Linked DNA regions of Homo sapiens: region 2 is linked to region 1. The links are chromatin loops, found by intact Hi-C in ENCODE. Cell type or tissue: heart left ventricle. All regions are shown on one strand. Links, peaks and the distances in the headings refer to the core of each region. The heading gives the core; the rest is flanking DNA.

The links. A loop is a pair of places that touch in the nucleus more often than their neighbours do. Peaks named below come from ENCODE experiments on the same cell type or tissue, not always from the same donor. Only the 100,000 strongest peaks of a DNase experiment are listed, where the experiment ranks them.
Region 2: a loop joins it to region 1, with 2.9 times the contacts of the local background. A loop is called at or near these places in 4 of 110 quality-filtered maps.

The regions. Positions count from the first base shown.
Region 1 is chr2:41,412,837-41,415,650 of GRCh38, forward strand. LOC105374506 (a long non-coding RNA gene) reads right to left here. Exons shown (of 4, transcript XR_939997.3): 4 at 1-2,814. Among named protein-coding and RNA genes, the nearest start is that of LINC01913, 460 kb to the right of the region's middle. In heart left ventricle, for the core only: a CTCF peak has its summit at 1,782 (motif pointing right); no DNase peak of the experiment used is centred there.
Region 2 is chr2:41,486,131-41,488,944 of GRCh38, forward strand. All of the region lies in intron 2 of LOC105374506 (a long non-coding RNA gene), which reads right to left. Among named protein-coding and RNA genes, the nearest start is that of LINC01913, 390 kb to the right of the region's middle. In heart left ventricle, for the core only: no CTCF peak of the experiment used is centred there; no DNase peak of the experiment used is centred there; H3K27ac peaks cover 440 bases.

The DNA of each region.
Region 1 (2,814 bases), core at 274-2,773:
TAATTATATCTTCCTCAAATATTTGTGAAGATTAAAACATCAAGCTCAAAGCAGGAGCTGGACAAATAGGTTGTGGTTCACAAAAGATAGAGCCATTAACCTTATATATAGTTACACATGAAAAGTATACTATGAAATCTATTTTGAAGATGAAAAGTTGATAATCCTTTGGTTGACATGAAAATGGGGTGTTCACAAATACGTGTACATCTCTTTTCTTCATTTCAGTGTCAATCGATGGCAGTTGGAACTAGCTACTAGTAATTTTCCTCATCAATAGTTCTTGGATCTATTAAATTATACCTTTTCTCATTTGCTTTGTCATTTTAAAATCAATATAAACATATTCCAACTGTTTTATTAAATTGGAAAATTACTGAAATTGAGTCTCCAAAGTTGACCCAGAAACCAGCTGTTCTAAAATAGTATTTTCTGTTTTAGGTAGATCCCACAAAAATGCCATGAATGACATAGCACAGAAAAGCCAAGGGGAGAAGAGCTAAGAGAAAGTCTGAGATATTCTTCCTAGGAAGCAGAAAGTATAAGTTTAACATGGACATTCTCTAGAAAATGTTGAACAAGAGGGGGCTTCCCCACTGTATCCGTAAATATCCTAGCCCTCAGAATCATCACTACCACCCTCAAAATAATTATGCAGTATTCCTGTATATTTTTACAATTTAATTGTTACAATTGTGCAAAGTATTTTCACATACATAAACTGTCCCTCAGTTTACAGAAAATAGCACTATTAGCCTAGTGTAGCTCCAGGATTCAAGCCCATTCTTTCACTTCACAGCAACCTAGTGTCTCCTCCACAGTGAGAGAGTAGGAAGTCTTGCACCTACAAGGCTAACGAAATCAAATTTGCACATGAACTCAAAGGCACGTTAAAATGAGTTCAGTAAAAAACAAAAAGGTATTCATATCTCCTATTAAATAAGTTCCTAAGGAATAAGCATTTCTTACACTTTTAAAAAGAAAAGACTAAAAATCACATTTTATACTGATTGGGATGACCTGTTTTAATGAGCAGTGGACATGTTCAAATTTATAAAACATCTTGATCAGATATACAAAGTAAAAAAATCAGAATAGATCTGAGAAGAAAGGACCGGATGTTCTCGCTAAAGCTTAAAAAGAAATAAGACCATGTGCCTCAAAGGAATAGAAATATGAGGTCATGGGAAAGTCCTGAAATGTTTCAGCCTGCCATGGGAGCATGCTTGCTTATTGACAAGGGAAGAACAATAGATTTGTTAGGAGAGATTAAGAAAGAGACAAAACATCAATAAACAAGAGTTTTAAAATTTTTACCACCCACAAAAAGACTATCTAAATGATTCAAATGCATTTTTGATGTCAAATCCTGCAAATACAATTTCTTTCTGCTCTGGAATAAACCAATACATAAAATGATGCTAAATACATTTAAAGTATGCTCCCATGAATAAGACTTGGGTCTATATTCAAATGCTGACTCAGCGATTGTCACATGACTCAATTATTACAAAGTGAAGCAAAAATTGCTTATTCCTGGTTAATCAGCTGGGAACCCCATTCCTTATAAAAGAAGGTTATAACTTCTTCACACGAAATACAACAGGAGAAAATTTTATCTTAATCAGACAAGCTAATTGGTATTATAGACTGTGTGCCACTTATCAATTTATTGCTTCTTATTTCTGAATTCACCCTTCACTATATGCTCTGTACCAAATCAAGGATTCCTTTAAAACTTTTCACTTTAATGAGCACAATGTTAAGATTTCTCAGTAGAGGGCGCTGGAGAGACATTGCAGGAGGAAGAGATTAGCTGTATGGGTGTGCAGACATCCAGTGGAATGTGCCCCAGCCACCAGCTTAGAACATGATTCCATTGAGACCTCGTTGCATCCTAGACGTATCAATAACCTTTCTTCAGTCCTCTAGACATGGAAACCAGAACCCTCCACACATGTAGGTGTTGCTCTGATGGCCTCCTGCCACACCAACACCTGGACTCTCTGAGTGGATTTCCAACATCTGCTTCTGACCTGGAGCATCAAACACCAAGCACTGTTTCAAAACCCCACTCTCATGCCAGGCTGCATGTGCTACAGGCCTTCTACCATGGCTGGCACCAGACTCTCACTGCAAAACCATGCCACCACGTGCTAACCTACCTAACCTACCCTGCTTGCCCAGGAACTCTAGACCTGCTCAGGCCTGGCCTAACCAGTAAACACCTCTGCTATCCATTGGGCTAAACTATACCTTCCCCAACAAGGTCTGAAACACGCCCCTTCTGAGTTTGTCCTCCCTTAGGCACTCTTCCTCAGCCCTAGGCTACTATATAGTTTCCTTATATAGTTTCTCTTTTATCACAGTTAATAATTCTTTACATTAACTTCCCTTATATAACCTGCTGTCTGGTTTCTGTCTCCCAATTGGACCCAGACTACTACAGCTTGGAAATAGAGAAAATAAATCAAATCTAAAATCAAGAAATATGCTTTAATTTATTAAGTACTATATGCCAGACCATAGACAATTTAAGTATTTTATATCATTTAATCTTCAAAATAATTCAGCAGGATTAAATATTTGAGGCTCAGAAAGATTAAATAATGTGTCCATGTTTGTTCAGCTTAGTTGGAGGCATAAACAGATTTCAAACCATTGTCCATCTGAATACAAATAATTTTAACTTATGAAATTAAATATGCATATTGATAAAGTTATATATTTTTATTTATACATTTATCTTTCTATGAATATATCTATCTAAATAATGTCTTTTCTGCATGGAGTAAATTGTATTGAGAGAAGATA
Region 2 (2,814 bases), core at 257-2,756, 73 kb after region 1:
ATGGTTAACCCTCTTTAGAATTCAAATACCAAGTACTGAGGCGAATGCAGATCAACTGGGACTCTCATACATTGCTGGTGAAATGCAAGGTAGAACAACTACTCTGGAAAAGAGTTTTGCAGTTTCTTAATAATGTTTTACTAAAAGTTATATATACACTTACCAGAAGTCCACCTCTGGGATTTACCCCAGAGAAATGAAAATTGATGTTCACACAAAAATCTATACATGAATGTTTATAGCAGTTCTATTCATAATTGCTAAAACTCAAAATATTCTATATGTGCTTTAGTGAGTAAATGAATAAACAGTGGTACATCCATTCATACCATGGAATACTACTCACCAATAACAAGAAAAGAACTATTGATACACAAAACAAAGGATTTATGCTGAGTGAAAGAAACTAGTCCCTAAAGGTTACATGCTGTAAAATTCCATGTGTATGACATTACCCAAAATAAAAAACTATAATGTTTGAGAACGAGTAAGTGGTTACCAGGCCTTAAGAGTGGATGACATTGTGTCTCTAAGGGGGAAGCACAAGGAAGTTTGTGGGGTGGTGGAACTGTTCTGTATCCTAATCGTGGTAGTGGTTACACAAATCTAGACATGTGTTAAGATCAATAGTGCTGTACACAAGAAAAACTGAATTTTACTCTATGAAAAATTTCAAAGTAAAATTTAAAAGGGACACTGTATATCAGTCTACTATTGAAGAATGTTTAGGATTCTTCACTTTGTACTGAATAAAATTCAAACTTCAAGGCAATTTTTCCTCCTCCACCTTCTACCACTTCTCTCATCTTCCCTCAGTACATAATGATCAACAGGCAGTTAATTAATACTTGTGTATTTAAGTCTCAGATTTTACATTTACATAATGATGAAATGTATCTAACATGAAATTTTAAACAGATGTCTTCTCTATACAATTCTAATTATTCAAATATTTGCAAACATCTGGATGGACAATTTTTTTCACTGTCTCTAGATATTTGGCACTTTTCCAACATTGAAGTTTTTGCATATTAATATTTCCAGTCCCTAAAGGAAAAGTAGTTTTTCATGTCAAATGAATTATTGCATTTATGTCTCAATGTCTACAAAGTTGGTCAATATCCTCAGTTCAATGTTTCTGAATCATTACCTATATTTGCATGCTCAGAACCAGGAAAGTCACACTGTTAGAATTCATATTGATAACTCTCTCTCTCTCTTTCTATACATATATGTATACATACACACACATATATACATATATACATATATATACACACACATATATACATATATACACACATATATACATATATACATATATACACATATATACACATATATACATATATACATATATACGCATATATATATACACTGTATATATATATGTGTGTGTGTATATATATACATACACATATATCACCCTATATTAAACTATTGAAAATCTGGTATAAGTTAACATTTGGGGGTATTCCTAGCCTCCTACCCTGTGCCTTTCTTTCCTGTGAACTATCACCTTCACCCATAAATTTAATTTCTAGCAGGTAGCCATCTGTATATCTTCCAACTGACTTTTCAAAGTTATGTTCAAGAGCGATAACTAAGAAGTAATGTGTTGATTGGACCCGAGTGATTACCAAAGAATCTTGACTAGAAAAACTGACAACTGAACAAAAAATTCAGTACTCTTTCAATTCCACATAACATGATCACAATAATCTTGCCAAAAGCAAAACTACATTTTAAAATAATGTGGATTGTCTTAGAAAGCAGTCAAGGGGAAATGTTCAAGGGTAATAGCAGGGTCCAGCAGGACAAATGGGATGTGGGCAGGTAGGGAGTTCTCCCTATGTCCCTGTGGAAATCACGCACCCATGTGTAATTTTATCCTTGAGAAGTTATTCAAGGGAACTGGACACATATCCTGACCCCAAAATATCCATTTTGCTAACTTCCCAAGGCCTAAAATACAACCACAAATTACTTGTCACTTTTAGTCTAGAGAAAATAATGAAGTAAAAAAGGCATGGGCCCTGACTCCAATGGGTCTGATAAGTTAGAAAACGAAAACTCTTCTGTTTGAAATAATTCATGAACAAATAAAGGTACAGTTCCACAGGAAAAGATCCACAAACAGGAGGAAATCAGAGATAATGGAAGAGTGGAAAGTATTCAAAAGCTTTTGATAAGAACCTAGGCTTGGTCTGTGCCTTGAGTAACTAACATACAGAGAGGAAACAGCAGTTCATTCTGGAAAAATGGATTGAACACAGGGTGCCAACAGGTATGGCACCACAACTTCATTAGCTTTGAGTATAGCCCATCATTACAATATATGTTTTTACTTACAAAATTTTTAACAAAATATTTTCAATATTTTTCTCTGATGCTATCCAAGAAAGGAGCAATGAGAAGGGAAGGCAGATTTTCTTCCTCTCAAATCTAATTTATGCATTTGACCTTTCTCCTTGAGAGTTGAAGCAGACTTCATAACCCAGGAAAAGAGGCAGGACATTGATGTTCTAAACAAATGACTAACTTATCCCTGTTTCCTTTACCTGAAATACCGGAATATAATGTTAAATACAAAAGTATATTACCAGCAAAGCTTAAACAAATGTTATGTGCATTTTAAAACCAAGAGTAAATGGTTCTTGTCTTAAATACAGTCTAAATACTGTCAAATTGTCTAGAAGACGTAGTTTTTCCTTACAGCCCTAGGATGCTGGGAAAATTGCTATACTATCTTACATATATATTCTTGAATTAACAGACAGAAACACAAACATACACACACAAAACACACAACTG